2 separate regions of the Homo sapiens genome follow, and region 2 is linked to region 1. The links are chromatin loops, found by intact Hi-C in ENCODE. Cell type or tissue: heart right ventricle. All regions are shown on one strand. Each heading gives the region's core, and the rest is flanking DNA. Links, peaks and the distances in the headings are about the cores only. Region 1 overlaps LOC101929129 (a long non-coding RNA gene). Region 2 has its middle 79 kb from the start of LINC00593.

Region 1 (16,291 bases), core at 3,934-11,933:
CCAAGCTGGAATGCCAGAGGGGCCATGCGTGGAGAGCTTTCAGCACCCAGGGAGGACTGTGTGCCCAGGAGGCTTTCAGGAGCCTACGGGGGTTTCTGAGGTGGGAGTGGTAGTCAGAGTAGTTACATAGTGGACAACACTGACAATATTTTAAAATCTCTAGTTAAATGGTAAAACGTTGTCAGGGGTGAGAATGACAGGCTCAGAGATGCAAGGATATCAGTAAAGGTCGGTACAATCAGGGGAGGGCACCCAGAGCAAATGGGACAGGAACTCAGACTGGAAGGGAGACCCAGGTGGGGAGGTAGAGAGGCCGGCGTCGCAGCAGCGCTCTGCAGTTCATAAACCTGAAAAGGAGACGGAAGTGGACGGGCCATCTGTAGAGAGTGGTTCACTTATGGTGCCGCCTTCATATATAGGTTGGGGCAAACGTAATTGTGGTTTTTGCCATAAAAGTAATGGCAATTACTTTTCACCAACCTAATATAACACTCTATAGATTTTTTTTTTTAATGTGTCAACAAAAACAGAACAGTATCTTAAATTGAACCATGTGAAATCGCCATTTGGTAGGTTATAAAGCACTCGCATGTCAGCAATTTCAAATTGTTCAATCTAATAGATAGTATGATTTCATTCTTGTTTTATTTTTTAATTTTTATATTTTAGAGACAGGGTCTTGCTATGTTGCCCAGGCTAGTCTTGAAATCCTGGCCTCAAGCAGTCCTCCTGCCTCAGTCTCGCAAGTAGCTGGGATTACAGGCTCATTCTTGTTTTCAAAAAAGGAAAAGGCAATTGTGCATATTCAGAGGCATCTATGCAATAATAACAGGAAAAGACTGGAGTGGGGATGGATGGGGGTGAGCTGAGGTGGTAAATTTATTTTCTCTTGAACAATACACTTCTATATGGAAGAAAGGAAGAAAGAAACCAGCAGGCCTGGGAAGATGCATTTTGACAAGTCTCTTCCCGGGTAACTCTGATGATCAGCCAGGTATGGGAATCAAACCTCTGGCCTCAAGTTTACACACATTTCCTTCTGGCTCTAACATTATTCCATGTCAGTTGTCTTCATCTTTCCCTCTTTGACCAACTTTATCTCCAACCCAATAAGACATCCAAGTCCATATGACAGAAAAGTCTTAAAAACCCTTCCAGCACCCAATCCTCCCGGCAAGGAAGGACTGAAACCAGGGGGAAAAACCACATATTTTAATGTTCAAATGCTTCAAATAGATTAAGCATTTGGTTTTACTTGGATTATTATTTTTTCTACAAATATAAACCATTTTGCATTTTGGAATCCTTCTGCAAACAGAGCAGTTTGTCTTTGTGTTTGCTCATTTAAAAACAAATATTTGCCTGCCAAGCAAATACTGTCTCTTAGGATGTGCTATTAATAGGATAATTAGGCAGCCGGTAATGAAAAGGATTGCTGGTAATTATGGCAAGATTTGTTTTGGCATTTGAAGGCAGCGATGGAGGCTGGAGTGCTAAAATCTACCTTAGAGTTAATTAGTACAATTAGAACACACCTGAAAAAATAGCCCAGCTAATGAACACTTCACTTTACTTTTAAAGTGACAGCACTCGGAGCTTCCCAGGCTGCTTGGGCAGTCCCAGCCCTAGCATTTCTAATGTGACAGAGAGTCACAAACAAGGCAGAGAACTTGAATTTGCCTAACCTTCGTTTTCAAAAGCACTCATTCTCTGTAAGCCCTTTCCTCTTTCCCCTCCCCACCACCCCTACCCATCCCACCTGTTTGAAAGCAATTTCTCTTGTATGTTCTCCTTGGAACCTCATGATAACCCTTCAAGATGGATAAGCAAGGTTTAGTTCTTTTCCCATTTTTCAGATAAGAAAATTGAGGACCAGAGATGCCCGGGGATTGCCCAAGGGCACAGATGAAGAGGTCATAGATGAGGTCAGCAGTCGCAGTCTAGGCTTAGAAAAGTTGGAGAACGATTGAGAGAAAAGCAGCTTTCTGATTCGTGTAGGGGTCCCTGTGTCTGCAAGAAATGCTGGGCTTGCCGAGTCACTCCATAAAGCAGGTCTTCAGGGCCCACCAACCTGCGGCCCTGCTTGACTTCATTGGTGGTAACAAGATCTGGGCTTGAAATAACTAAAATCATCCAGCTTGGAAAACATTCTCAAACTTAGCCTTTTTTCTCTCTTCTCTGTTAGCCTTCTCCTTTCTGCGGCTTATCCTCAGGAAGGTTTTCCACTATGAGCAGGCACTGGCTGGGCATGCTGGGCATTGATGGACCAAAGCACACGTGTGATATTCCTGCCAGTATGCATGTGGCGGCATGAATGCTTGGGGGATGTGTGTGTTTGCATGCATGGGGACTTGAGTAGGAGGTACACACACACACACACACACACACACACACCAGGGGGAAGAGCATTAGAGGAATGAAGAGAGGGAGGAAAAAGGCAGTCAATCTAAGGGAAGCTCTGCAGTGTAAGGCAGGCCATTCAATGTTTCAATTCTTAGTTTCCTCATTTTAAAAATGGGGATAGAATTGGTATATCCACATCATAGGTTTGTCATTAAGAATACAGTGAGACAAAGTCCACAGCATGCCTGGCCCATCCTCATCCCCATTCCTATCACCACAATTATTGTTATTATTGTCATCCTTATGGATGTTGTTATAAAACGTGTTTTCTCCCTGACCCTTTGCATGGCCAACACTTGAGTTATCCTCATTCAGACCCGTTCCCTTGTCCCTGCCCCAGGGTTCTTTTCAAGGCACCACCCTGCTCACATCTGCACCAAGAAACTCCCTCTGCCTCCATGACTCCAAACTCCATGTTTTACAGCTTGGAGGTTCCACTGGGACCCTTGGAAATCACAGAATGTGCACTTTTGTGATAATATATCCAATGTAAGAGAGTGAGTGTGCGTATGTGTAGGTTGGTGGGATGAGGAAAGGAGGGCTGAAAAATCCAAGGAGACCACACCCCTCCTGGATTCGTGAACCTTGTTCTCTATACAAGGCAAATACTAATACACAAGTCAGAAGAAAGGAGGAGACTCAGGCCTGAGATTATTGACTATCTCTTCCTGCACTGAACCCTCAAGAATCTTTGTCCTCAATTGCAAACAACAATAACAGCCACCAATGCACCAGATGCCACGCTATGCACTTTCAAACATGGCATTTAATCTTCACAGTAACCCCAGGACACAGGTCTCATCATCTTATTAAGAATGAGGAAATTGGGGCCCAGAGAGGTTAGGTAACATGTCCTAGGCCACACATCCAGGATCAAAGCTGAACTGACTGCCCCTAAGCTCAGATTCTTTCCATTGTCCATGGCTCAAAATCTCCTGCTGAGAACTCAAGGACTTGGGGCCATGACAGGCACATTTTTGGGAATTGTCAAACCTCTTGATCACCCAGTGACCATTAGCACTAGGAATCACAGGAACAGAACTTGCATTTGTGAAGTGAACTCAAAGAAGAAAACCTCTCACTTAAAAACTGAAATCTATGTCCCCCACAGTAGCTGGATTTGCACTGATTAATTAGAAAATTGCATTTATATAACCCTTTAATCTGTATTTATGTGTTGCTAAGGATGCAGCGAGCTGGGCAGGGAATTACATCCAGATTAGCCTTGATCCATAAGCAGCCTGGATTGGAGCTGCTTTCTGTACTAAAGGGGAGAATCAAAAGGATTTGGGGCAGGGATCCTCAATGAGGACTCGCTCTCTCTCCTTCCTTGGATCCAAGGAGTCTGAGGCTTTCCAGAGCCACCTGAGAAATCCTGCCTGGCCTGCTTGGTCAAAACAGGGGGTAAGATTACCCAAAGAGCTAATTTCCAGCTGAGTGTGGCACTTGGTTTCCTAAACAAAATTGGTTTTATTCTCCTCAACATGTGTTCAGCAAGATTAAAGATCCATCAACTGCACAGCTTAATATGAGCTATACTGGAAGCAGCCCATGTTCTCCTGGAGTAGGGGTGGAAAAGAGGGAGGGGGCAGAGCCTGAAATCCTGTTTATTGAATCAGAAAGACCATTAATGGATAGAGGATATTGGAGAAGGGATGGCAATGCTTTGTCATATTTCAGGGAAAGAGATTTGATCACACACACACACACACAAAACACACACAATGTTTTAAAGTATTTCCATTTCCATTGTCATTTTTTTTTCCTTCTTTTTAAGTTGGATTAACAGATGGGCATGGTTGGGGGAGATGTTGCTGGGAGTGTCAGTTCCATTCTTCAGCATGAAAGGCGGTTTGACTCTGGGGCCATGTGGGTGTGGGACTCAATGAACAATGCTCGGTCCAGGCTGCCAGATGGGGCAAGTGGGGCCAAGTTGAGCCTGGAGGTGAAGGAGGGAGTGAGACAACATAGTTGGAGTTTGACTCAGGGCAGGGAGACACTTGCTATTCCCATCGTTGTCAGGAAGTTCAATTTCATTGAGTCTAGTGTGACTGAAAGTTGTTGACCTTGGCCAGTCTGTTGCCCTACCTGGCCTCTCCTACATGAGTTATAATGGAGTAGACTGAATGACTGATGAAGCTTTTTCCAGCTCTAATATTCTGCTCTTACGAGCATCTCTATGGATGTCAGAGCAAATCAAAGCAGCATTTTCCAAACCTCTCTAATACTACCTAGCAGTGGTACAGCATTGTGGCTTAAAAGTGTGGGTTCCACAGTCAGCCTGCTGGGGTGAAATCCAGCCTGGCTCTACTGTTTATGGGTCCTATGGCCTTGGACAAGCTCTTTAACCTTTTTTTGTTGGTTAAAGAGGGCTTGTTGCCCTCCTCTGTAATATTGCAGTGACAGCAACAGCACCTATATTACAGAGCTGATGTGAGAACTAGATGAGTGAATATGTGCAAAGCTGCTAGAACAGTCCCTGAGGACCAGCAGGTATTTCATAATGATAACTCGAATTATATTCACCCTTCCTCCTGCAAACCACAGCACCCTCGCCACCAGGTATGACTCATCTGGGACTCAGAACACATACCTTGGACAGCTCCTGAGTTGTCCTTCAACCTGACACGTATATGGGCCATGCTCCTGTAGCACACACCAGGCTCTTACAAAGGAGGTGGGTGAGCCATTGTCAGCCTCTATTTCATAAGCTGCATCTCAGTTTCTTCGTGGGATAGATAGACCTCACTCCCTCTGGTCTGGTCCTAGATGTAAACAAAAAACAAATGTCTTCCGACACTCAGCATTCTCATTCACATTTATACTCTCCCTTACCTTGGATATTTTGCCAAGAAAGTGCACATTCTCTGATTTCCAAGGGGTCCAGTGTCACCTCCAAACTGTAAAATAACCTGCACTTTCATGGAGGCAGAGTGTCTTGGGGCAGATGTGAGCAGGGCAGAGTTTCGAAAAGAGCCCCAAGGCAGGGGCAGGGAATGGGTCTCTGCTCCACCTGACTTTCCTTGCTGAGCCTCCCTGCCCCCATCTGTGAAATCAGGGCATGACATTCAATTGCTCCATCCCTCCATGTGTTCAGGGGGACACGGGTCCTAAAAATGCTGTCAGAGGAAAAAAATGGCCAAAAAAATTGGGAAATGTGGCTGCTACATCCCCTTATTGATAACAAGCAAAATATTGAATGCGCTGAGAGGACCTGCAGTTTAAAAACAAAATTACTGAGTTTCACTTTAGCCTGGGGTTTCTAGGACTGTCTACCAGTAGAGTCCTCCCTTCATGTAACCTCTCATTGGCCTCCTATGGAATTGGATGGCAATCTCTCATCACTTCCAGTTCCAACAGACTGTGTCTCCTCCCCCAGGAAACAATAAATAAACTTGCAAGATTCCGTCATCTCAAGAAGAAGTAGTTCAGTGTCCTCATTTCTTGGCCTGCAGGAGAAAGAAAAGAAGAGAAAACCAGAACCATGTGGCCAGCTTTACACGCTATCAGAAAAGGAACCCATGACCCCCCGACCCAGGGCAGCAGGGACAGAGGTGAAAGGCTGTCCAAAGAAGATTCAGGAAGCCCAGCATGAGCTGTCTGACATAAATAAATAAATCAGGAGGCCACCCTGCAAAGCAGGTTGTATTGCATTATTTGAGCAAGGCTGCTAGACATCTGCACGTTTCTGTTAGCCCCCATCCCTCCTGTTGCCATACATTTAAGCTAATCCTATGGGGCCCAGGATCATAAGAATAATCCTCACATCTGTGTGGGCTTTTCAGCTTTCGAAAGCTCATTCACGGAATTATCTCATTAGTTCCACTCAATGCCTATGGGAGGGACTCAGGGATGATCATCGCCATTTGGCAGATAAATGCTAAAACCCAGAGAAGGAAAGTGACTTTCTCAAGGTCACACAGGAAAGCAGTGGAGAATTAAGATAAATGCACCAGGTCTGCTGATCCCCAGCCCGGGACTCTCCCAGGAGAATACTACTGCCTTACAAAGATAGCCCTGAGACCCAGATATTTATCCCACAGCTGCCCAGGGCTATGTCTGGTCCCAAAGGAATCAGTTGTTCACCCCATTGCTGCTGTATGGGAATGGAACATCATCAAGAAGTGATATTGGAAAGACCACAGGCTTCACAGTTGAATTGTCCAGGCTCAAATCCCAGCTTCCTGGTCATCAAACCTCAGACCATGTGGTGAAGGCTTGAGGCCCCTGCATTTGTTCCTCACCCCAAAAGGTGGGAATGATAAGTTTGCAGTGAGTGTCACTTGCTTTATCTGCTCTCCATCTCACCTTCTGACAATGACTCCCCACCTTCTGGGAACTGTTCTTCCTCCAGCTCCAACCAGGCGGCTCTGAATGAAGCTTCCCACCACAGCATCCCTACCTGCCTGACTACAGGAGCAGGCATGTGGCCCCAGCCAGGCCAATAAGAGGCCTTCCCTGAGATTTCTCTCAAAATGAAATAGCCCCTTCCTTTCTAGGAGTGAAGCTGAGGAGCTGTGACTCCAGCCTCATGGAGAAAGGTGGCCTGAGAGATCAAAGTTGGCATGCAGAGAAAAGCAGAAGAGAGATGGGGAGAGAGTCCTGGAGGCATCCAAGGCCTAGGATGCAGTCAGCCCTGGGGCCCTGATGCCCCTGCCCTGTCCATGGGTGGATAACATGAGCCTGTGAATCATCTGGGCAGCCCCTTCTGAGTGCCTTCCTGCATACCCAGGCTGTCCTTAATGTATAGCAAATAGGGATGATCACCCCTGCCACTCACTTTGAGGAGCCCCACCAGCACAAATACCAGGAAAGCAGGCAGTGGTCCAAGAGGCCCCTTGAATAGGCTCCATATAACAAAAAAAGACCCAGGTCTCCCCAGCCTTCAGAGACTCCTGGAAATTCAGAGCTTATAGGGGTTCAGCGACTGGAGTCCAGTTGTCTCGTTTGAACATAAGGGTGAGAGAGTCCATTTCATGTTCCCGAATGTTGAACCATAAGAGAACTTACCTAGTTAGAAAGTCTCAGGCAGCAGGATCCCTGATCCAGGCTCTTGGTCTGGGTGCTGTTTGGGCTGCCTTCCCCTATCTTAGAAGACAAAAAGGAAGAAGATGCTAGTGGGTACCCTGGACAGTGAGAATGCACCTGGATTCTCTGCTTTTCTCAAAAAGGGTTATGAAGATCAAGCCCAGTTATATACTATGTAGGCATAAAAGGACCTATCACAGTCTAAATACTGTCTAAAACCAAGACATTATTGTTATGAAATTATGAGCTCCAGATTCCCTTGACACAAAGCCTGACTTTCTCCAGGGAAATAAGGGAAAGCCAGGTTGTGTGCAGGAATTGGAGGAGAGGTAGTTAGAAAACTGAGCCAAAATCATTTCCCAGTGAATCTTGGCCAGGCAGCCAGCAACTGAGCCCCCTGCCTCCCCATGCCCTCTACCTACTTCCCTCTAGTTGCATAAACTTGGGGAATCAGGTGACCAGCCAACCGTCCTGGTTTGTCTGGTGGGCATGGAACCACCCCTCTGCATGCTCCTTCACAATGCCTGTCATCACATAGTATGTAGGAGAAACAGCTAGGGATCAGGCTCTGGAACAGGAGTGTAGCATTTCGTCTTCCTCATAGGGTGGCCAGCCGTCCTGTCTGTCTGGGACTGAGGGCTTCCTGAGTTAATAGGTGCCTGGCAAGACTCACTAGCACCATATCAGGGGCATCTTCCTTTACACATCTGTCTTATCCTGTACCCCGAGCTACTGTTTTCATTCTTACCCCAGGGCCTGTCATATCCGTAGCTTGACTCAAATACTGTCGCATCCTGTGCCTCTGTCCATGGTTCTGAACCGTTCTTTATGAGCTGGGGCAAGGCTAATTCTCCTGATGTGAGGTACTCGTTGGTTCATCGAGGCATTCATTCAATAAATATCTTTACAATTTAGCTTTGCCTATATAACAAACCACCCCAAAACATAGTGGCTTAAAGTTTTTTAAAATTATCAATTCTTATAATTATATGGGTCACCTGGACCATTTTGGTCTGGGCAAATCCTTCTGATCTGTAGTCAGCTGGTGGTTTGGCTGGGGCTGGGTGATCTAGGATGGCCTCACTCATATGTCTGGTAATTGATAATCTGTTGATTGGGGCACCTCAGTTATCCTTTATGCAGTCTTTCCATCACATTAGCTCAAGCTAATTTGAATGGTGGACACAGGGTTCCAAGCCTGCAATAGAAGGCAAGCTCCAATACTCAGGTTCTTCTGATAAGTCTACATCACATTTTCTAATGTTCTGTTGTCCAAAGGAAATTGCATGGATAAGCCTAGAGCCAGTGTTGGAGGCACTGGGCACAGGTAGGAGAATGATTGTAGCCATTTTTTATAACAATTTACCACTTCTCCAAATCTCCTGCATCCCCAAAGCACTATAACACTGCAAATAATGGGATGACCCTCTGTTGAACCTGCAGAGAAATGACTTTACCCCTAGAGCTGTTTTAAACTAAGAGTCCACTTGGCTTCTGCCAAAACCACTTTCATAATTGTATCAGGAGCAGTTGAAAGTCTCTTCGAACCCTCCTTCACAACATTCAGAGGCACAATTCGAGATCTTGCTGAACCACAAAACTAATTTTTTTGCTTCTAAATGAACAAAAACCCTCCTGAATTGTAAGCCTTTTTGACAATCTTCAGTAATAATTTTTTGAGTTGTGCACGGCTGGGCAATAAACCCCTAGTTACCTTCCTGGGTGAAGGCAGAAGAGCTCCAGAGTACAGTAGAATTCCCAGGTCCCCAACTCCTCAGAAAAGAGAATATTTTAGAGAGCATCTCCTAGGAGCCAGAACCTTACATAAATTCTCCTTTAACACTCACAACATCCCTTTTTGACAGTGTTTGTTGTCTCTGTTTTATGGAGAAAGGAGCTGAGGTTGGGGAGATTAAGTATCTTGGTCAAAGTCACAGAGATGGCAAGTTGCATGGCAAGATTTCAAACTCAAGCATTTGGACCTCAAAGTCAGAGCTCTTTCCACTATACCTCATCATGTCAGAGCTGCAGAGCATCTAGACTTGGGTATGGGGCACAGAGCTTTGATTCTAGCTCTGCCCCCACTTCTGTAGCACCTCGAGACACTCCCTTGTTCTCTCTAAGCTTCTGTTGTCTCATATGCAATAGGAACATTACATGCACCTAATCCAGGCTCAATCAAGGTGAATGCAAACATGTTGCTCCCCGAGCTGTAGAGAGGAAAGACAACTGGTATTTTGGGAGGGTGATTTTGACAGCATCTTTCAAAATTTTGGATGTGTGTGTTCTTTTATCTGGCAGTTCTACTTCCAGGAATTCATGTTAAAGAAACATATTCACATGTGAGTAAGAATGCATGTAAAAAGATGTTTATTTCAGCATTGTTTATAATAGCAAAAAAAATGGAAATAATATAAAGGCCCAAAGAAATTATGCATATCCATGATACAAAATGCTATTTATCATTGAAAAGGATCTACTGATGCAAAAATGTCCAAGATATATTACTTCAAAATAATAAAGTAGATTTATATATGATGGCACAGGAAGATCACAGGAAAGTATTTTAAGTGAAAAAAATAAATTTTAAGATGATCAATAAACCTACATATGCTTATTTATGTTTATACGTAGAGAAAAAATCATTTGGAAGGAAACACATCAAACTATTCACAATGGCTTCCTCTAGCAGCAATAAGAAGATGATGACTTCATTTTTTGTTTGTTTATATTTACTTTCTACATTTCTATATTGTTGAAAATGTTCACAAGTATGTATTCCATTTGTAATGCAAAGAAAGAGCAGAATTCTAGTGCTGTAAGAAACTTTGAAGATCACCACGGCCCAGAGAGAGAAGCCAATTTCTCGCTGTCATGCGGCCGGCCATTGGCTATCAGGCTGAAACCCTCTTGATGCCCAGTCCAGGCCGGCTTCAGCATCAGGGCAAGCTCTTTGGAAATCACAGAAGCCACAGAAGGCTGAGGAATTGATGATCTAACACAAAGGAAACTGCACCAGTCAGAGAGCAGAGATCAGCATGTGGGCCTGGCTCGGCCACCTACCTGCTGGGCTGGGCTTGAAGCAGGGGAGAGGCCTTTTCCAGCCCTTGTAGTACCCAAAGGAATGCCACCCTGAGGTCTCAGGTCAGGCCTCTGCTTAGCACGTGACCATCATGCTCCCCAGCAAGTCCCCCTCATTCCCCTCTGGCCCTGCCTTTACTATCCTCCCTGAGTGCCATGGACACAGCAGATGCACAATACAGGCAGCCTTGAATTCTACCAGGGAGGCTAGGAATGGCTGGGTGGCCTGTGGTCATGACCTGCCAGCAACTGGGTTGGAAGAGAGGACTTCTGAGCCCTGCAACTGACGCCATAGGGGCATGACTTTGCATTATCTGGAGCCAGTTTTTCCCTCCAGAAAATGGGCATAAGGGTGACCCATTCAAGCCATCATAAATAATGTACCACTTATAAAGCCAACCTCTCTAACTGTCCTGGGCTCATGTGACATTTTATCAAGAGCCCATCATGTCCTCAGTGTGTGTGGGTCCCAGAGGGGCAATCTCACTCCCCTCCCCTTCCAGTCACCCCTTACTGTCTCCTCCTAGAGCTGTGACCACCTGGGAAAACAGGACATGAATGCATGAAGCCACGGTGAGTCAGCAGATGGCGTGTCGTTCTGTCTGAGCATGGCAGGAGGTCAGAGAAGGGAAAGCCCCGAAGATGCCATTATGCAGAGCCCTGGCCTCCACCTCCCAGCAAGAGCTGGACCCAGCCTGCAAGCATGGCCAGCATGATTTCTGACGAAGCTCCCAACAGATGTGGCTTTCCAGATTCAGGTCTTTGCATTAGGGAAGAGGTGGGGAGGTATGTGAAGCAGTAAACAGAGATGCCGAAAGTTCTAAGTGCATAAAGTAAATATAAAGTAAATGTATATTTGGGAGAAAAGGTGAAATAGCTCTCTGAGTTTTCCTCTGATATGAAGCCTTTGCTTGAATCTTTAGACATGGTCTTTGTGTTTCACGTCCCGTGTTCTCAGAAGGACTTGGTGCTGTGTTTCTGTTGACATTCTTGCCCTGCCCCCACGATAGGGAGCTGGACAACCCATGTGACCTTGTTACACCAAGTAGGGTCTGTGGACCAGCAGCATCGGCATCTCCTGGGACCTTGTCAGAAACAGAGAATCTCAGACCCCACCCAGACCTACTGAATTTGAATTTGCATTTTTGCAAGGTCTCCAGGTGTTTCCGGCGCACAGTCATACTTGAGAAGCCGCCTGGCTCCAGGACGCAGGTTTCCCCTGGGGGTGTGCACTCATGCAATGGCAGGCATGTACCCTGACTTTAGGTGGTACAAGAGTGAACATTTACTATTTTCATGGGTTTTAACTTCAATGTCCCTTTATAGCAAATGGTGCATCATGTACAGAAATGGTAAGTTGACATAAATGGTGTATTTTAAAAGTGAGTCAATTCAAAGAAAACATTCCCTGACTAATAGTCTGGGGTGCTGAGAAATGACACCTTCAAAGGTGGGACAAGAATGGCTATTTCCAGAAGTGATGATCCAGTTTAGGCCCCTCAAGGAGGTAGGAATGAAGGGGCTGCTGCAGAGAGATGGGGGCTTGTCCAAGGCCAACAGTGGGAGTGTGGTGACGGAAGCGGACTGGAACTCAGCCCTGTCCAGGTCAGCAGCGCCCCTTCCTCCCTCTGCCCTGGTTGCACAGCTCGGCCTGAGGCTGGCTCTGCAGCCAGGGTGACGTCAGGAACTGGGACATCTGCAGGTGATACCATGCATATGCACAGAGTGCATGGCTGTTACTACAAACAAAGAGAATGTGTAGTCAGTGGAGCCCAAGGCTGAGCCATTTGGAGATGAACTGTCTCCCCTCCACCCAGGAACAACAGGGCACCCAACTCTTCATTCATGAATAAACATTGTAAGCTGCTCTGTGCAGGCTGAGAAGCCTAATGTTTTCTAGGTTTTCTAGATATGTTGGTGAGGTTTTGCAAACAGGAAATCTGAAGTTAGAAAGGAATTGGTCATTTACCTTCCCAGCCATCTCATGGACTTTGCTCAAATCTCTCAGATGGAGTCATTCACACACACACATACACACACACAAGCAACTTCACGATATGTTTAGGTTTTCTCTAAAGTTTTCTCAGCTGTGTTTGTACTCCCTGAGGTTTAGGGCTGTCGGTATCTGTTTTTTCACTTCTTCTACAGCACAGAATTGAGTAGTAAATTCTCTAGTCTCCTGTCCCCTTCCCATTGTCTTTTGCCTAGCTCCTTATCCTGGCATTCAAGGCTGCCATCGCTATGGCCTCAGTCTAACTTTCCAGGCTGTTTCCCATTGGTATCCTCTGCACACGATGTTCCAACCAAAATATGCCATGAGCCACATATATGAAGTTCAAGACCAGCCTGGGCAACAGGGCGAGACCCAGTCTCTATTAAAAAATAAAAATAAAAAAAGAGTAAACCACATGTGGTCAAACCATGCCCATGCTCTGCAACCTTCACACCTACTAGCTTTCCACAAAAGCTGTGCCTTTGCCTAGAATTTCCCTCCACCCTTGAAATTCTTCTCCCTTAGGGCCCAGCTTAAATGCCCTCTCCTCCAGGAAGCCTCTGAATTGTCCCCAAGCCCTTGAAACTCCCATAGTCCTCTATTGCTACCTCATTGTGACATTTAGAACAGGTCTTGAGTTTCAGCCTCCACAGCTGTAGGGGAGTGTTCCCTTTTCTCTGTGTTCCAGGCTGCCCAGCCCAGGCCTGGCTCATAGAAATCCCACCAGGTAAAATACTTTGGCCCTAGGTAAGTCCTGGGTTTGATTCCCAGCTTTGTTGGGACTACTAGTCAGGGTTGATGCTGGGTAAATTACCTAACCTATCTACTCAGCTATAAAATAGAAATATGAATCATGCCTTCATGGAGAAGGCATGATAGTAAAATGAGGCAGCGGGTACAATGTGCTTAACATTCTGCTTGGCACCTATTAAGTGTTTAATATATCATAGCTCTTATTCGTGTTATTGATAATAATAAAAGCAAACATTAAATGGATTGAAAGATAAAGTCATAAAATCTAGAACTGGATGGCCTCTGCAGGTGTCTGGGCCACTGGCCCATCCTGCCCACCTGCCCACAGGCCCCTTTGCCCTGCTGTGCCTCCCTCACATTCTGGCCCCAAAATGGTTGCTCCTGGCTGCTCCCTGAACCCAGGCCTGCCAGAAACCCTCTCCTTTTCCTTTACCCTGTGTCTCCAGTAAAGATCACAGGCATTTTAGGGGTCTGCAGTCTTCTTTGGGTTAAGAAGCAATGATCTGGTGCTAGCTCTCATTTTATGGGGAAGGAACCTGGCCTGGAGGGAAGGAGGTGTTTGCAAGGGAGGAGGTGCTCTCCAGGGAGGAGGTGCTCCCCAGGGAGGAGGTGATCACCAGGGAGAGGGTGCTCACCAGGGAGGGGGTGCTCACCATGGAGGAGGTGCTCCCCAGGGAGGAGGTGCTAACCAGGGAGGGGTTGCTCACCAGGGAGGGGGTGCTCACCAGGGAGGAGGTGCTCCCCAGGGAGGAGGTGCTTGCCAGGGAGGAGTCCTCGCTACCCCAGAGCCACGGCACTCAGACCAGCAGGGCTCTGCATTTTCCAGAGTGGCATTTCCCCCCTCTAGGTCTGGCACAGATGTGGCTGCTGAGAGCCTGCCTCACTTATTCCTGTTTTCAAAGAACAATGACCCTTTCCTCATCCATATCTTTCTTAACAAATGTACTTGTCTGAGAGAAGCATAACTTCCAAGTCTTCCTTCCCTGAATTGGGAAGAGACTTCAAGGAGAGCAAACTTTCCGAGGACCAGCCCTGGGGTCGAGCCTGAAATAGAATTCCCAGCAGGTAGTCAGCCCCTTCCTTTCCATGGAGGGGTCAAAGCCTGCTCAGGGCTATGCTCACAGGAGCCCCTCTGGGAATGAGCAGGGCACTTCCCCTCCTAGGTGTTGGGGTGACCCCACAGATGGGAGGGAGAGGGCTGGAGGCAGCTAAGACTCTGGAGAGGTGTGTCAGGCTGGAGTCAACTCTGAGGAGCAGAGGCAGGGTGGGACAGCCTGAGCCAAACACCAGGGACAAAAGACGAATTTATGTGAGCCAGCCTCCTTTGAAAGCGAGGAAGCAGGGAGACAGGTCAGTTGACAGCTATAGGAATACAGTAGAAGTCGGATTTCTCAAGAGCTTACAGTGAGCACCAGCTCCTCTAAACCTTGGAGCACCCCTAGGAGGGAGACTCTCATATCATCCCCACTCCACCGTTGCAGTCAAGGCAAGACACTGGTTCCATTTCAAATACCACTCAGCTCCACTTGGGAAAGACAAATACTAAGTCTGAAATAACGAAAAGCTGCCCAAGTGTTTGGTTGAGAGTGGGACAGGAGATGGGGTTTGGGGACCAGGAACGGCTGCACAAGCCCAACCTGAAATGCTTACCCCTAGAGTCACTCCTTTGGGTTAAAGTGACCCAAGGATAATTGAAGGAGGTAAACAGGAGAGGGAAAGCAAGCTCTTCTAGTTGCTTACCAGGAAAGTGATGACCAGACAAGCTGCCTGCCCTTGCCTAGCAGAGCTCTGGGACCCCCAGTTTAGGTCCAGGAACAAAAGGCAGGGTCTGGCTCCACAGAGTAGAGACTTCAAGAAAAACCTGGAGAGGCTTCCCAACAGAGAGGACCTGGCAGGTTTTCTTGTAAGCCAGTCAACCATCTAGCTTTTTTAACATCCCAAGGAATGCCCTTTATGAGCTTAGGATCAGCAGACAGGGTGAAGGTTAGAGCTGTCAGTTTACACGGTCCCCACAGGCTTTTACCGTGTATTGTACTATTTCAGCAGTGCCCCAATACAGGCAAAAGTTAATAAAGAAGCCAGATTTTAAGGGCAACCTTTTCCTCTGCTATGGCAGGCTGCATTTGAAGAAGTCTTGATCTTAGTATAGTAGGTTGACTGCTTGAATGGCCCAGACAGTTTGCACACATCCACCCCATATCCACAGCCATTGCCCCAGGACTTTGCAGTTCCTCTCACTAAAGAGGGGGAGACTACTTCCCCACCCTTAAGTCTGGATTAGGCCAATAGAATGTTGCAGAAATGACATGACAGTGAGTCATTTTCCAGCGCGAGCCTCAGGGACTTTTTCCTCTATAACCGGCATGAGAAGCTGCCCAAGGTAGGCTGCTGAGGATGAGGAGCAGAATCCATCACCCTGCTGCCCAGGTGGAGCCACACTAGCTCGGCCAAAAGCCAGCCAACCCCAGGCATGTTCAAGAACCCAGCCTAGAGGAGCAAAGCTGCTGGTCTACCTGCAGCTGAGCCCGCACATGCAAGCCATAGACAGTTATTATGTGCCTTTGAGGTTGTGTGGTTGTTTGGAATGCAGTGTTATGGTGGCAATAGGTAACATACGGTTAGTCCACTTATTTTCATCTGATAGTTGACCGTGAGTAGTTGTGTCCCTGACTGTCTTCCATCCCAAGTATAAATTTCTAAGAAAATGTAGCCAAAAAGTACTTGGAGAGAAAAAGCTATTTGTTGGCTTCTGAATTTTAAATTAAGGCTAAGATACATTTTCCCCATTCAGAGAAAATATATGACCTAAAGAATCAATTATTACACTTATTAAACATTTTTAAAATAAATCAATTGGACTTCCAGCTCATCTCTGCTTTCTCTCAAAACTTTTACTTAAATTATAGTCAGGAAGTTTAAAGAAAGATAAACTCCAAAAAGAGATTGGGAGAATAAAAGAGAAGATGGCAAATGAGGTTTTAAGAAAATTTTGGGAAATAAGAAACAGAGGGACAACAGATGAATGACTTCCAT
Region 2 (16,291 bases), core at 5,426-13,425, 61 kb before region 1:
TGGCAGGCATTATTTCTTTATAGAAGTCCTATGGGGCAGGCACCAATTTACAGATGAGGAAACCAAGGCCCAGAGAAGTTACATAATAATTTGCCTAAGGTGATAATGTCAAAGTAGCCAGAGATTTTCATCAGATTTTGTTCAACTCTATGTCCCCAAGGCCTAGTACACTACCTGGGACCCAGCGGATTGCCAATGTGTATTGACTGAAAAGGTCCGTGGATGGACGCAGCCTGACCCTCCCAGGCAATTGTGTCAGGCTGGCCTGTGAGTCACTGTAAAATGTTTGTATCTTGGCTCACCCTTTGCTTGAAAATGGCCTCTCCTAGGCATGTCCCCAGGCAAAATGCTGCAGTGCAACAAATAAACTAACAAAATACTCCGTGGCTGCTGGAGCAAGCCACAGCCAATGTGTTGAAGGCAGGACAGCAGATGTCTTTAGAGGTAAAGTGATGGACAAACCATTTTGAAAGGAAAAATAAGTGGAAGTGACCAGTCAATTGGCCCAGGAAGACTCAGCCAGCCAACCAACAAGTCAACCAGGCGTGTGCTATATATAACTAAGAATCCAGACTTTTCCGAGATTTACACTGAAAATGCAAGCTTTGAAAGTTGGAACAAACCTCATTCAAATCCATTGTGTCTAAAACAAATGTTGGAATTTGTTAGGAGATTATTTAGAAAAGTAAGATTAAGTCCTTGTTTAAAAACTTATAATTACTTCCATTGTTTAAAAAAATACCGCAACATGGATGAACCTCAGAAACATTATGCAAAGTAGAAGTCAGACACAAAAGACCACATGTTGTATGATTCTATTTATATGAAACGTCCAGAAAAGGCAAATCTATAGAGACAGAAAGCAGATTAATGGTTGCCTGAGGCTGGGAGTGGGAATTGCGATTGACTGCAAACAGACACAAGGATCTCTGTGGGGTGATGAGAACGTTCTAAAACCGGATTCTGATGATGACTGCACAATTCTGTAAATTTACTGAAAATCACTGAATTATACACTGAAAATGAATGAATGTTATGATATGTAAGTCATACTTCAATAAAGCTGCTTTTTTCTTTTTTCTTTCTTTCTTTCTTTTTTTTTTTTTTTTTGAGACAGTTTCACTCTTGTTGCCCAGGCTGCAGTGCAACGGCATGATCTTGGCTCACTGCAACCTCTGCCTCCCGGGTTCAAGTGATTCTCTTGTCTCAGCCTCCCAAGTAGCTGGGATTACAGGTGCCAGCCACCAAGCCCAGCTAATTTTTGTATTTTTAGTAGAGACGGGGTTTCACCATGTTGGCCAGGCTGGTCTCGAACTCATGACCTCAGGTGATCCACCTGCCTCAGCCTCCCTCAGTGCTGGGATTACAGGCATGAGCCACCGCACCCAGCCCTAAAGCTGCTTTAAAAAAAAAAACAAAAAACAAAAAAAACCTCTTGAAAACAACAAAGAAATTGATAGTTCATAAAATCTCTATGCAAAAGATCATAGAAATCATTGAATCCAGTTTTATAGAAGGCAGGGAAATGCTGATAGAAGCTAATAGGAGAGAGGAGTTGCATGAAGCTTGAATCCAGGCCCCTTGGCTCCCAGGTAGACCTATCCTCTTCCTCACAGAGCTTGTTTGGGGTATCTAACTGAAGGGGCGATTTCCCTTCACATGTCCACACTCTCTATGTGGATGTTGGACACTGATGCTAGCTGCTGTCTCCCTAGGTCAGTAAGAGGATCCCTGGGAGCCCTCCTGGGTAAGTTCCTGTAATGGGCCAAGTGGAGAAAGAAGCTAGGCTGGTGAGACCCTGCCCATCCCTCTGGACCCCAAGGGTGACAGGTGCCGGGTCAGAAGTTGTTCTCTGGGTTTCAGGGCTCACAGACACATAGTGTCCCTTTCTAGGCCAAAGCTGCCCAAATCTATCTGCCTCTTAAGTCAATCCCCACTGGGCCTCCTGGGGAGGCTTAAGACAGCCTGCTAGCCCACATGGGAGGAGGTGAGGTCCCTCCCTTCCTCCAATGGAAGATTCTGATATGGCCTTGACATCCAAGGTGGATGTAGCTTGTCATCCACTCATCTACCCATTCAACACTCACCACTCATCTCCACCCATCTATCTATCCCTGCATCCATGCATCCAAAGGTACACCCACCCACCCCCCACTCACTCATCCATCCTTGTACTTATTCATTCCCAAATTTACCCACCCATCCACTTCTCTACCCACTCAGCCATCCAGCTCACTCTGAGCCAGTCTGCTGGCTGAACCCAGCCCTTGCCCTCCAGGAGCCAAGAGCACATGTGCTTGACACACCTTTCCAAAGCACATTTTCACTGGTGGTTCGCATAGATGCACCAAACTTATTACTCACCCAGTCCTCATCTTTTCAGGAAATATCTGATTTCTCATTCCTTCACTTCCCACATCTGCTGCACTAATAACTCACGTAGGCTCTCCCTTCAAGGTACATGCAGAATCCATCCTAATCTCTCTGTCTCCTCCACTCACCAAGATCCAAGCCACCATTTACTGCTCACCTGGACTATTATTACACCAGCCTCCTCACTGACCTTTCTGCTTCCATCGCTGTTCCTCTAGGGGCCCTCTTCCTCACAGCTGCCACAGCCAATCAGATCCCTTCACTCTCCAGTGATTGTTTTTTTTTTTTTCTACCCTGGAATACAATCTGAACTCCCCGTCTTCAGCTTCAAGGCCTTCCAGGCTCTGCACCTGCCTGCTTCTCTGTCGTGTTCTATCAGTCTCCCCTCTGCTCACTCAGCTAGAGCCATGATAGCATTCTCTCTGTGCCTGACTTGCTTACCTCCTTCCCACCTAGTGTTACTGGTTGAGGGTAGTTGTCCAGGTTCTTGGCATTTTGAACAAAGAATTGCACAAAACGCACAAACAAAGCAAAACAGAAAAAGCAGAGATTTATTGTAAATGAAAGTACGCTCCACAAGGTGGGAGTGGGCTCGAGCAAGCAGCTCAAGAACGTCGGTTAGCGAATTTTGCGGGGTTTAAATACCCACTAGAAGTTTCCCATTGGTTCAGTCGATGCAAATGAAGTAGTGGCCCATGGCCAGTCTGATTGGTCGTGGGAGAGGACCAATCAGAGGTACTTTCATTTTCCAACCGCCACACAGCAACTGCCACACAGAAAAAGGAGGGGTTGAAAAGGGAGTTGGCGCTGACATCTAGTCAGCATGAATTGGCCTTAGGTTCCCTGCCTCCAGACCCTATTCTCCTGCCTCACTAGAAGCCTCTGCCCTTGGTGGTGCCTCGGTCTGCAATGCCATCCCTAAGATCTTCTTATGGCTGGCTCTTTCCTGCCACTGGGAAAGGCCTTCTCTGCTTGCAGTCTAAGAAGCCTTATCCATTTCATTTTCCCCATAGCACTTACGGCTACTTTTTGAAACCAGTGTCTGAGTAAACCACACTGACTATCCACTTGTTATATTAGTCAGGACTTTCTTCTTTACAAATAAAAGTGGGGAGGGGGTTATTGGCTCATAAAACTGAGAGGTTCAAGAAGCAAGCTGGTTCACCCCCCTTGAATATGGGTTCCTGCAAGACACCAGGAAGCAGCCTCCTTTCCTCCATCTCCTGCTTCTCAGTGCTGATTTTGTTCTCAGTCCGGCACTCTACATACTTATTGGCCATGCCAGCCTCTGATCATACAGAAGGCATGACTGTCTCCAGAATCCCAGCAGAACCCTGAGAGGACGCTGATTGGCCCAGTTGCCCAGCTCTGAACCAATCAGAGCTCATATTGACTGAACTCCAGTGGGGTAGAGAATTCTGATTGGCTAAGCTCAGTCACATGACTGCTCAAATGCCTCACGTGTCCATCAAACCACCGACACTTCTCTTTGGTTTCCGACAGACAAAAACACACCCCTCCAAACTCCTAGTAATCCTCCTGCTCCCACCCAAACACACTCCTCTAAACTTCTGGAAGGAGTGAAACATGGTTATCTCATCATACCTTTCCCTTCAAAGGAAAAAGGTTGGCCTTCTAAGCTGGGTCATTCCTAATAACCGGCTCTTAGTTTTTCCTTTTGATCAGTCTGTACTGAGCAATTTAGAGACACCAGCCCCTTTGCAAAGAACAGCAGGAGGTGCCTCAACAGTTAGATTATGCCCCTAGGTCAGGAAGCTAGCCAGGAAGATAAGGTAAACCCACAACAATTTACTATGGAAATAATTAATCCCTTGGTTGTGTCGTCAGATAAAGGGAAACCAAAGAATCTCAGAGGGCTTGGCAGTTGGGCAAATTTGAAGGAACAGAGAGATCTGTTCCCTGCCAGCAAGACTTTATTCTGCCAGTTGAGGGTGTGTGTGCTGGGGAGTCCAAATTGTGTACACACGTGTGCAAGCATCCTTCTTCCATGGCTACACTCAAAGATGTCTGAGGCCAGAACTGTGTTTTCTCCTTCCTGGGCATCCAATAAAACCTCCTGAGGTCACATGGCTCTTCTTGATCATTTGGGGCCAACCTCTCTTTTTGTGGGTCTTTCCACAGCTTGTTAACTTTGTCTCGACTCCTTCATTTATCTTGCAGTCTCTGCCTATTTATCCCCAACTCGGTGTGAGTTTGAGTCTGTTAAACTCTGCATGTCTTTGTCTCTTTTAAGAACATCCCACCCCCTGGTGTGGGGTCACACTGAGGACACATAATAGCCCCTAAAAAGAATAGTCAACTCCACATCTTCAGAACTAGCACTGTTTTCTGTTTCCACCACCAATCATGGATAGATCTATTAGGACTTCAAAGCCAAGTATAATACTATGGCTACAGTACACTGTCATTCAAACACTTAGCCTTTCATTCATTCAACAAAAGGAAAAGGTAAACAGGACTGCAAAGGGCATATATAACCAGTTTAAACTATTCTTAAGCATTTGATGCCATGCAAATGCACAAAACAGGTGTGCTTGCCATAGCTCATTCTTTCCTATTGGCTGAGCTGGTCATCCATTCTGTTTAAGCTGGTTCGTAGACACTGAGTTGGTTTTTCTCTCCCTGTGTAGAATCGAGGCCATTCATTACTTCCCTAGCAGACCTCTGCTGAGTGCCAGACCCTGGTTCAGCAGGGAATGAGTGAGTGAGCTGGGTGAGTGGAAATAAGGGAACAAATCCTTCTGAAACAATGAGATATGCTCCAACACAAAAACGGACTTTTGGGAAGGTTTCTGAAGGCATAGGGTGTGAGCGAGCCTTTGCAGACTAGTAGGCTGAACTGGTGGCTGTCAAGATATAATACTAAAAGTTCACTGACAGGAATCCTTGCATAGAAATAGAGTCCCTCTCCTGGGGCCTAGACAGGGCCCAAGTCCAGTCCGTCAATCAGCCAATGGTTAACATGGCTTACTTTGCAGAAAGCCTGGGGAAAATAAAAAATATCTACAATTTATTTTCCAGTATTTAGTGGGTGTCATCTTCCTCCCCAGGAGAAGTTGACATTCCAGGGAGACTAGTAGTAAATATTTCCAGAGTGCAGGGCAGGAGACAGCTCTCAGTTCTGGGGGCAGGAAAAGAATATTTCAGGAGAAAGGGAAAGTTTGAAGGATGGGAAGCCCCACTTTTCATCAGCCTTTTCTACAAGGGCCTTGAAAGAGCAGAGAAAGGTGATCTTTTCTTTTAACAATCATATAGTAATTCCCCCCTCCTGCCCTTTTTTGCAGAGGAGAAAGTTGCAGAGAGCTTAAGCAACTTGCCTAAGATCACACAGCTAGTAAATGATGAAGTAGGACTCAATCCAAGTCTTTCTGGATTTCATTATTTCATGAGGATTTTACTTCTTTTCTAAAAGATGAAACGTATATATTAATTATCAGCCATTTACTAATGGCTCAGTTTCAATTCTTTACCAGATTCTCTGGTAAGGGACTGTGTATCAAAGACATGAGACACATAAAGAATAAGCTTTGGAGAGATTCAGAGATCAGGAAAAGTCCAGAACATGGGCACTCTCCAGAAGGTGTATTTTAATAGGGGAACTGAGCAACAAGAGGTACCTGAGTGTGTAGGAGCTCAACGTATGTTAACTTGACCAGCAAACTCTTACAAAGAAAAACAGGAGACATGAAGCCAAACTGCTCATCTCCTCTGGGTTAGTTGTACCTGTCTTGTCCTGGAGGGTGAGTGAGGTGCAGGGCCCCCTCATTCTCACCGCTACTGTGTCCAGTGGGTCCACCTCAGACAAAGCCACCTGCTGGGTCGTGTCTCTTGAAACACATGCCAGGGTCTGGGGACAGCTCTCCCCTCAGACAACATGAGGGAGCCCCTTAACCTTGCCTTTCCCTTGAATTTGGGTAAAAGGATCATTGTGGCATTTATTTCTCCTCTAATCTAGTGTGTTCCTGAGCACCTGTAAGTGACAAATCACCCTAATGCTCAGTGCTGGGAGTCTGGCACTTCCAGAGCTCCATCCTGGCCTCCATCCGTGCTCCTTCCTTTTCCGTCAAGTGAATTTCAACCTTTGACGTTTTGGAAGTCAGTGCAGTCTCCATGGGTTTCAACTTTGTTTTCTGTATCCTGAAAATAGCAACCCCTCACAGGCTGGAGAGAATCAAATAGAACATGTGAAGCCCCTAGCTGGGATGTGCACAAAGCTGGCCTTGTTCAACACAGCTTACCTGGAGCAAAAGCATTTGTTATGGTTCCAACAGGGTGTATGAAACTTGTCCTTATTGGATCTTTGCTTCCTCTTCTGTAAATTGGGAATTCCTTCTCGACCTACTTTGCAGAGGTGCTGTCAGGATCAATAAGGTGAGCCATGTTAAACCAACCTTTGAGAAATATCACCCAATATCCAAATGCAAGATGCTATTATGTTTTGTGTCAGTGGAAAAATCTAAAAATTGCATTTTCCAATTCATTTGCAACAAGCCGTTTGTTCATGGACCTCTACTCCCAGTTCACATTAGGGAACATTCACAACTCCAGGAATATTTACACTATCACCCGGCAGAAATAATAAAACTAGGGGGGTGATAAAATTTAAATCCACGTTGGTTTATGAAATACTATGGCTCTAAGTAAACCACCATGGAGAGTCGCATGGTTAAAACAAGACAAGGAGAAAATAAAGCCTCCCCTCTTCAATATTTAGAATCAATAAATATGTTCTGGAAATAACACATTAGCCATGCAAGGGCTGCTTATCTGCCAGGAGAAGACTCTTGATGGCTGGAGAACACAGTGGGAAATAGGATAGTCCTTAAGCCTTGTGTTTGCTTGGATGTCATCTCAGTGTGAATAACAAACCCTCTCGCCCTCGGCTCCCACCAGCTCCCAGTAACTGCATATTCTCATTACATAAACGGAAGAAAAACAACTTGAGGGAACAGCCCCCTTAAAGTGGGGCACGCATCTTGCCTTTGTCACCAGCAAGCTAAGGGGCCCCTTGGGGCTTCAGTTTCTCTGGGCCTCTTCCCCACGCCCAGCACAGCACCTCCCAGAACCCCAGCACTCCAAGCAATGCAATTTTAAAACTACTCCTCACATGTTCTTTGGAGACCCTTGAAAAGGTGACTTTCTGTGATTTTATGACAACTTTTGACAGACATTCTTTGATCCTTCTAGCCTTCCCTGGTCCTTTGTGATAGGCGGCCTTATTTCTTAAGGCTGCATTTCCCAGACAAGCCATGTGAGGCTGGAGAGCACCTCATATGACCTAGGATCACACATGTGGATGTGCCTGGCACAGGGCCTGGAAGTACCCCCTCTGTTCCTGGTCCCCAGCCTTGCCAGGGGTACCGACCTCCAGCCCAGTCGGCTGGGCTCCCGCAGTACCCTAGCTCTTTTCCATGGAGAGCTTAATAGCTGTGTACTTGGCCTATGTCCTGTGTGTGTGTGCATGTGTGTGTGTGTTGGAGGGTCTGTCCCCATCATACTTTGCTGGGACTGAGCCTGAGTCCCTGAGGGGCTATCTGTCCACCCTGGCCTCTCCCACCAGGGCCTGAGGGAGCGTGTGTACTGTGTTTTCAAATAAGCCGGATGATTTTTTTTTAATAAAACTGGTTTTTTATTGCTGTTCCCAACCCACCTAGCACCAGCTGTGATGAGAATCACTTGTATGGTAAAGTGCTATTGATAAAATTGCTCCCACCGGAACTTAGCTATGCACTCACGAAGCGCGATTGGCTCCTTCACCGCTGGCTCCTGCGGCCTGCTCAGCCCCGTCCCTGCTCCTGCCCTGCAGCCCTCCTCTTACCTCCTGGCCTTTTGCCTCCTCCCTCTTCTCCTCTTTCCCCTGCTCCTTCTTGCTCATTGTCTCTCCCCCTCCTCCCTTTTCTTTCTACCTGCTCTGGTTTTCTCTACCTTTCTGTCTAATGTTGGCTGATGTCTTTCCTTTCTTCTCTTTCTCTTTCTCCATCCTGGGCTTGTCCACCCCTCTCCCATTTCTCTCCCTCCTCCTTCTGTCTCTCTCTGCTTCCTGTGTCTCCCAACCGTCTGCACGTTTCAGGCCAGGCCGGCTCAGTGAGGCCCACTGGGAGGTCCCAGCTCTCTCTTTAGAGACGGGCAAACCCAGCTGAGTTCTAACATGCAGTTCCTTTGAGGACACCAGCATCCTCAGAAGGGGCAAACAATGCAAAGCAGATAGGAAAAAGGATAATGGTACAGGAAAGAGTGTGTAATCTAAAGGAACAGCATGACATGGAGATGACAAACGAGGTTTAAACTCGCCTAAGTATTGAGGAAGTAGGTAAGGACCCAGTTGCGGATTATGGAAGGCTTAAAAACCTGGCTAAGAAGTTTGACTTTGACCTCTAGTCCTTTCCAATCATTAGGGTATTCATAGCTGTGGCAACATAAACTGGACTTGCTGAAAAGGTCTAAACCATGCATTGACACACACAAACTATGTGAGCTTCAGGACCGGGTCTGCTGGGGCTCCAGCCAGCTCAATTATTTCTGTTGATTTTCTCAGCTCCACTTTCCTGTCTGCATGTCTGCTTGGTTCTCATGGACACAAGAGGTCTACAAACAGCAGTCAGGGCCGAGGGCTTCCTTGTTCATTTATAGCAGGAGACAGGAGAAGACTGCAGCTTCCTGTAGCTCACTCTTGCAAAACCTCCTGCCTCATGTCCTCTTAGCCAGAATTGGGCCACATGTGTCTTCCTGAACCAACCATTGGTAACAAGGATAAAATGATTACCCCTATACCAATCAGGCATTCCCTCTCAGCTGAGGATAAGCCCCCAAATTCAGGCTGCTGCCCAAGGAGGATGGAGTAGATACAGTGTTAGAGAGTCCACCTCAATACCCTCTACAGCTAAAGGTTCCCCAGAGGAACAGGGTGATTGGAGGGAAGGTATATGAAACCCAGGGCCAGCAAGAAGTATCTTCCTAGAACAACACTATTAGCTGAGGAGTTTTGGAAAAATATACTGTATTTAAATGATCACCTAAGGTCAGGAGTTCAAGACCAGCCTGGCCAACACGGTAAAACTCCATCTCTACTAAAAATAAAAAAAAATTAGCCAGGTGTGGTGGCAAGTGCCTGTAATCCCAGCTACTTGGGAGGCTGAGACAGGAGAATTGCATGAACCCAGGAGGCAGAGGTTGCAGTGAGCCAAGATCATGCCACTGCACTCCAACCTGGGCGATAGAGCGAGACTCCGTCTCAAAAACATATATAAAAATAAATAAATGATCACAGATATATTATTGACTATAATGTAAAATGCACATGCTGTTTTAAATTAAAACATGAGACTTCAAAGAAATTTTCTGCTTAACTAAGCTATATAAGGGTTGGCTTACACCTGTTTATTATTGCATTTCTAACACATAAGAAATGCACAATAAATACTTGTGGAATGAATGAATGAATAAATGATTGAGACAGATAATTTTAGGCTACTTCCAGACCCAAGGGTTCCATCACCTCTCCTCTATTAGAGGTGCCTTGGTGGAAAAGTTTGAGAAACACTGCAATAAACAAGGGAATGTGTCCAGGAAGTTATTTTTCTTTTCTTTTTTAATAACGGCCTAATGAGACATAATTTATAACCATAAAATTCACACTTTTAAGTGTAAAATTCAGTGGTTCTTAGTATATTCGGGGTTGTGCAACCATTGCCATTACCAGAGAGTTTTAGCACCATGTGTGGGAGAGTTACACCCATAAACAGTGAGGGGGCTCAGGGCTCTGAGTGGCTGGGAGCAGAAGGGGATCTAGTTGGAGGAAAGTATCTGGTGGAGGCAGGGGGAGCCGCTCAAAAGCTGTTGCAATACTAAAGGGAGGGTAAGGGAGGCCTCGGTCTCAGGGTGTCAATGAGCCTGGAAAGCAAGGCTCATGTAAGAGAGGTTGCAAAGTTTGCAAATGCAGGTTTGGAGACTGCCTGCGGTGGGCAGACAGCCTGCAGGGCAGAGGTGCCTTCTCCCCTGCTTTCAAGCCAGCAGATTTGATGTTTCATATCCACACTACACAGCTGACCCAGGATGCAGCTGAGCACAGTTGTGGATGTCCTCCTGCCTGGGGCAAAGACATTGGGAACATGAGTCCCCGGGCACAAGCCACGTGGAGATGCAGAGCAGGCATGGCCTGCCCAAATTGCTCTGAGAATAGCACCCCAGGCACCATCCTCCTTGCCACAGGCACCTGAGCTCAGCTACTCTTAAGCAGCATTTCAAGGATGGAGCTGATCCAGTCAGGAGGAAGCAAAAATGAATTCATGTTCCACTTGGACAGGCCCCCTTGGGAGCTCTGGAACTTCCAGCTCTGTGGAGCAAGGGGGAGCCTGGAGATGCTGAGTCCAGAACTGTGGCTTTCTGGAAGCCCTCCTCAGAGGGAGCCTTGGCAAGACCAGACTCAATAATGTCTTTAGCACCAAGTGGAAGGAGGTGGGAAAACCTGGGCCCAAGAGCAAAGACCCAGACTGCCCGCAGACACCTCCCAGCTTCTTGTGAGCTTCCTGGCAGTAACACAATCTGCCTGCTGACTACAGAATCTTCAGCACTAAAATGAGGGTGAGGCCAGCTCAGGCTGAACCCCAGGCTCTCTGAGTGTTCCATGGAATAAAGTTTGGGACATGCTGAATACTGTCTTACCCTTTTGGAGAGATAAGGGGTGTGAGGCTGGCAGTAAAGGACACAGTCAATGTTTTCTCACTTTGGAGTTTCCCTGGTATTTGACGGATTGGGTCAGAGTGGGAACTCAGAGCATCAGTTCCCAACCCCGTCTAAAAACAACTTCCCACTTCCAGGTGTCATGTATCTGAAAGCCTATCTTCACAGGCTAATAATGTATTTGGGTCTCCCAGTCTCCCAGTTAAAACATAAATACTTCAGATAGAGGACCACTGAGCCATCTTAGTGGACATTTTCACCAGGACTTCTCCAACAGTTGGCTGGGCACAAGCTAAGCCCAGGGTGAAGGGTAGGACAGGATGCCGGGGGAAGGAAAATGGGTTAAGAAAGGGAAGGAGACCATAAATACCTAAATGTGTTCTTTTATAACTCAGAGTGGTTTTAAGGAGGCAGATTTCACATAAAATCATTTGCAGCTGAAGCTAAGCAAGAAGACAACAAGGAGAGGGTTTTAGACTCAGGGTGGGATTTTTCAGATGAGGAAAAATCCCAGCCAAACCCAGAGAATGGGGTGACGTGTCCCAGATCCCACAAAGAGTAAGTAGCAGGTCAGAGCGGGACCCCAGTCTCCCAGACCAGGGCCCTCTCAGCAGGGCCAAGCTAATTGGCATCTCAGGCTGCCCTCCCTGCAAGCACAGTGCATGGCTCCTCAGCCCCAACGTCGGCTCTGTACCCGAGAACGATTTCTCTTGACAGAAAATAGAGGTAAAAGGGCAAGGGAATGTTTCCAAATGGTTGATCTGACAGCTGCAAATTTCATTTTGTTGTGTATTGACCTCTAATTGTTTCCCAAGTAGCCTGGGACTGAGAGATCAATAAATCCCACAGATACTTAATATCCCCTCTGGCATCTTCGGCTTTAGTTAGAAAATAGTCAAATTCCTGGCTGTCTGCAAATATTAGCTGGTTTTTCGTTTTCTGCAAAGCCTGATGAACTATAATTCAACCAAGGGCCTGGTAGGAGCCTGAGAAATTCCTGGCACGCTGGAGGGCCGGAGCTGGGAAGGAATTCCCAATGTTGCTGGCCCAACCGCTTCTTGTCCTGGAGAGATGAGATGACATCTTCCAGGCCTACAGTGGCCACTAAGGGAGTGGAAGCTCCAACCTCATCTTCCTGGTGATCTTTCTGCTCCATCAAGTGGCCTCCATTAGGTTATTAATATAACAATGGAGTTGTGGTCATTAGCTAACCTTTCCCCAGAGATCTTTTTAAAGGAAGACTTGGATGTAGTTGAGAAAACCATGGGTTTGTCATTATAAAAGCAATCCCCCTTATTCTCCTTCCTCTGTTCCCTATTAGCCGCTTGGTCTCGATCATGGCATTTTCTCTTCTTGCTAAGCCTCAGTTTTCTCAGATACATAATGGGAATAATTATTATCCCTGTCTAAAAGCATTGTCGTGAGGATTAAATGAGTTGGTGAGTGACAGTCCTCACCCAGAGCCTCGCAAAATTAGTGGGAACCTCCATGAACCTGAATGAGGCACAGGAGTATTCAACTGAGACCACCTCTGCCCAGATTTTATACACCTCAGATCTGAGGAAGGAATAGGCTGCCCTGTGGGGCAGGGGGAGTGGTGGGGGTCAGGGGGAGTGGTGGTGGGCGGCGAGCGGTGGGGGAATAAACTGGAATTGACAACCAAGGCCCAAAAGGACAGCCCTGCTCAGAGATGTCAGATGTGTGCAGATTCCCCCACTGGATTGCAGGCGACCTGGTGGCAAGGACAGAGTCCTCTTCACCGTGCCAAGCTCCAGGCAGGTGCTCAGTAAACACTGGCTGAATGCACACAAGACCGTGTCAGGTGGCATGGCAAGGATGGCATTTGGTCCACAGGATGCTGTTAAGAAGAACATTGTGTAGGCAATCATCCTATCACTCACACACACACACACACACACACACACACACGCAGCTATACATGCACTCACAATTGGCCAAGAAACCAACGTCAGCACTGGCTTCATGGTCGTCATCCACCAAATCTGAGGAGTAAATTTTCAGACATGCTTATAGACCTGTAGTGCCAGGGCCGAAACCCACCAAGGGCCCTTTCTTTTTCTGACCCTACCTTGCATCTTATGCAGTGAGTTTCAGCAGAGAGAACTCCCATCTAGGATCTGTAGAATACAGTTTGGTCTCTGCATGACACAAACTGGCTGTGTGATTCAGAGAAACTCACTCCTCCTCTCTGGGCTTCAGTTTTACCATCTGTGAAATGGAGAGATGGAGCTACCTGGGCTTGCCTATCTCACAAGATCTCTGTGAGGCAAGCAGCAGCTCCAGCCTGCTAGAGATGGAAAGGGCACAGCAGATCACTGAATCTAATGGCTTTCAAGCATTTATTTTAGCAGATGAATCTTTAATTTTTTTTTTTTTTGCTTAGAACCCCAACTTATAAGACAGAAAGAACTGAGCTGTTCAGGCTGGGTTGGAGATGGGGGTCATCAATAACAGCTGCCTCATTTTAAAAGCAAGGGAACTGAGACTCAGAGAGGGCCCCTGCTCAAGGTCACATGCTTCCCTTAGAATTACAAATCTTTGGGAGGCTCAAGGACCCCAGGATGTGAACACAGAGGCCAAGGAACCCCTACTTTCATGGTGGGGGCTCTGAGGGCTCATCCGCCACCTGAGGCCCCCAGTGCTGCCTGTGGCTACCAGGCAACCAGCTCTGCGTGGCCCAGCCTCCCCATCAGCACCTCGCAGCTGTCCTCCCAGCCAAAACTGGTTTAGAAAAGGCTGCCCAGCTGGCAGGTAGGAACAAAGGGATTAGGCCCCGTTTGACAGACTGTGTCCCTCCCATTTGCATGTCATTAAGCTGCAGGCCAGTTAGCAGAGAGGGTCACATAGCTTCAGAGTCCCTGCCAAGCTGGGGCACGGAGGCACTGAGGCTTCATTTGCATTTTGGACACCTGCCCTGAACTACAGGAGCCAATTTGAAGAAGAGGGATTTCTTGAGGAGATGACTGGGGTGTTGGAGTGGACTGGGGAGGTGTCCTCATCTCAGTGGTGACCCTAGTTTTTTTCTGTCTCCCCTCAAAACTGACACAAACTGAAGCAGGCTTGTTTTGAGGGACAGAAATGGCTTCATTGCTCTGAGAGTTAAACCAGGCACTATGCAACAGCTTGGGAGAGGATAAGTGAATTCTGAGAACCGGGGCTTCTCTCCCCAACCAGCATCCCCACACCACACACTCACACACATGCACCAGCCTAGCCAAAAGGAAAAAAAGGAAGAAAGGAACACAGGCCACATTTTCTCTGCACTCCCCTTCTAAGGCCTCCTGGGGTGGCCCTGATTGACAGAACACTAAATGCAAGAGGTTTCCTGTGATAGAGAAAGAGATTTTCTTGAGGCATCCAACTCCTGACCTTTAAGAGCTCGGGGAGCAAAATGATTTTCAGTCACTTGGGCCTGAGTGAAAGGTATGTGAATTGATCGACTGCAGGGCTCAGGCCTCCCGAGGTCTTGATCTTATGTCATTAAAATCTTACAATCGAGTTATCCTAATGTATCCCAGCAGCCCCCTTCTCAGAGGTGATTAGTAAATAGACTCAAAGTTACATGGTCTAAAATGCCTTCTCCAAGGGCCTGGAAGACCAGTAATGTGGATGGGGCCTGGGGCCAAATCCGGCCTCTGCTATTTGAGGTTTTCTTTTTTGACATTAGACTATGGTAACTACTGCTGTTGCTGCCTCTCACATTTCTTCCTCTAGCTCTTTTAATCTTGTGAAGGTGCCTACTCCTCTTGCCACAGGTGTCTAGATAGGTTGAGCTGGCTAATTTCCTCTGGCAACAGTGATTGGTCTGGGGATGCAACTGACCCACGCCCAGCCAATCAGAATCTTCCCTAGGATTATTCTCTTTACTGGGGATCCTGAGCTGGGATAGTGTGAGCAGGGGTTGATGGTGAATATTTTCCCTGCCATGTGTGGTCTTGTCTGCAGAAGGTAGGCAAGCCCAGCAGGCAAAAGTGAGAAAGGGGTGGAGTGAGAGAGGCCTGATTCATGAAACCCCATCAATGCTATTGAGCTACCTTCATATCTTTCCTAGTTCCAAGACCCTTAAAATTCCTCTTTTGCTTAGGTTAGCCAAGGTTCATTTCTGTTGCTTGCAACCAAATCTTGCCATGTGGGTAGGAGCTGATATTCCCAAGGTTCAATCCTTTGGGGCTTGAGGAAAATGAAATGGACAGGGAATGATACAAAATGTGGTCATACAGGTCAAAGGTGTAGACCACAGCAGCCCCTCAGGGACAGCCCACTAAAACATCAGCTCCACGAAGAGAGAGACCTTTGTCTCTTTCCCAGTTTCTAAAGCAATGCCCGGCACATACCTCTTCCCACCACCTCCCTCCTGGGCCGCGCTGTCTTGCCTGCCACATGAGATCTCTGCTTCTCCCCGAGCCTCTGCTCAGACCCTCCTCTGTCTCCTAACTTGCATCTTCTGCCTTTTCCACTTTCTGCTCCCTCTTACTTTCAATTTGTCTGTGGTCACCATGACCTGCTCTCCTTCATAGCTTCCACTGTTAACTGCTCTGGTCTCTTCATGTTTCTTGATGTCAGGTTCAAGTGAAGTGCCAGAAGTCAGAGAGAGACAAAATCCGATTGGCCTGGCTTGTCATTCCTGTGTCAGGCCACCTCCCAGGTCAGGCTGGTGTCTTTGGGTCAAGTACCAGTGCCTGAGCTGATCAGCTGAGGTTGTGGGGCAGGGATTCAAATGGTGCAAAACATGGCCACTTAGGCTGTAGACGTCACAAGCCAGCCAGTTCTCACTATTAGGGGCCACAGTATCTCCAGCATAGAATCCATTGCTTAGACTAGCTTGGGGGAACCCAGGAACTATCTACACTCCCCTCTTCCATATTCCAGAAACTTCATCTGAGGCATAAGGTTTTTATTTGACAGTGGGAACCCCTCCCCCCATTCCAGGGAGCTTCCTCACAGGTGCCTCTCTGGTGTGTTTCTTGCTTGAATTGCAAATTAAATGCTGCATAAACCCTACATAACTCAGTGCCCCATGTTGGCAGTATCTTATTTTTCAATTTCTTTTTTTTAATTGAATGAACATATTTTATGCAAGCCGTTCTACCTTGGTGAAGGCTGTTCCCCTGTGATTCATCAGAGTAATAACTAGAAACACCATTATTTGGCTCCATCCTCCTGCTGAGAACATCACATAACTGAGAAATGTTCATGC

Evidence for each region. Hi-C counts contacts between places; a loop is a spot of excess contacts. Peaks named below come from ENCODE experiments on the same cell type or tissue, not always from the same donor. Only the 100,000 strongest peaks of a DNase experiment are listed, where the experiment ranks them.
Region 2: a loop joins it to region 1, with 4 times the contacts of the local background. A loop is called at or near these places in 3 of 110 quality-filtered maps.

The regions. Positions count from the first base shown.
Region 1 is chr15:69,968,337-69,984,627 of GRCh38, forward strand. LOC101929129 (a long non-coding RNA gene) reads right to left here. Exons shown (of 5, transcript XR_001751593.2): 3 at 7,414-7,491; 4 at 4,997-5,852; 5 at 4,141-4,342. Among named protein-coding and RNA genes, the nearest start is that of MIR629, 100 kb to the right of the region's middle. RefSeq lists enhancers at 11,029-11,088, 11,919-11,978. In heart right ventricle, for the core only: no CTCF peak of the experiment used is centred there; a DNase peak (open chromatin) is centred at 8,234; H3K27me3 peaks cover 2,998 bases.
Region 2 is chr15:69,906,115-69,922,405 of GRCh38, forward strand. No RefSeq gene overlaps it. Among named protein-coding and RNA genes, the nearest start is that of LINC00593, 79 kb to the left of the region's middle. RefSeq lists enhancers at 9,951-10,452, 13,272-13,895, 13,896-14,518. In heart right ventricle, for the core only: no CTCF peak of the experiment used is centred there; no DNase peak of the experiment used is centred there; H3K27me3 peaks cover 3,463 bases.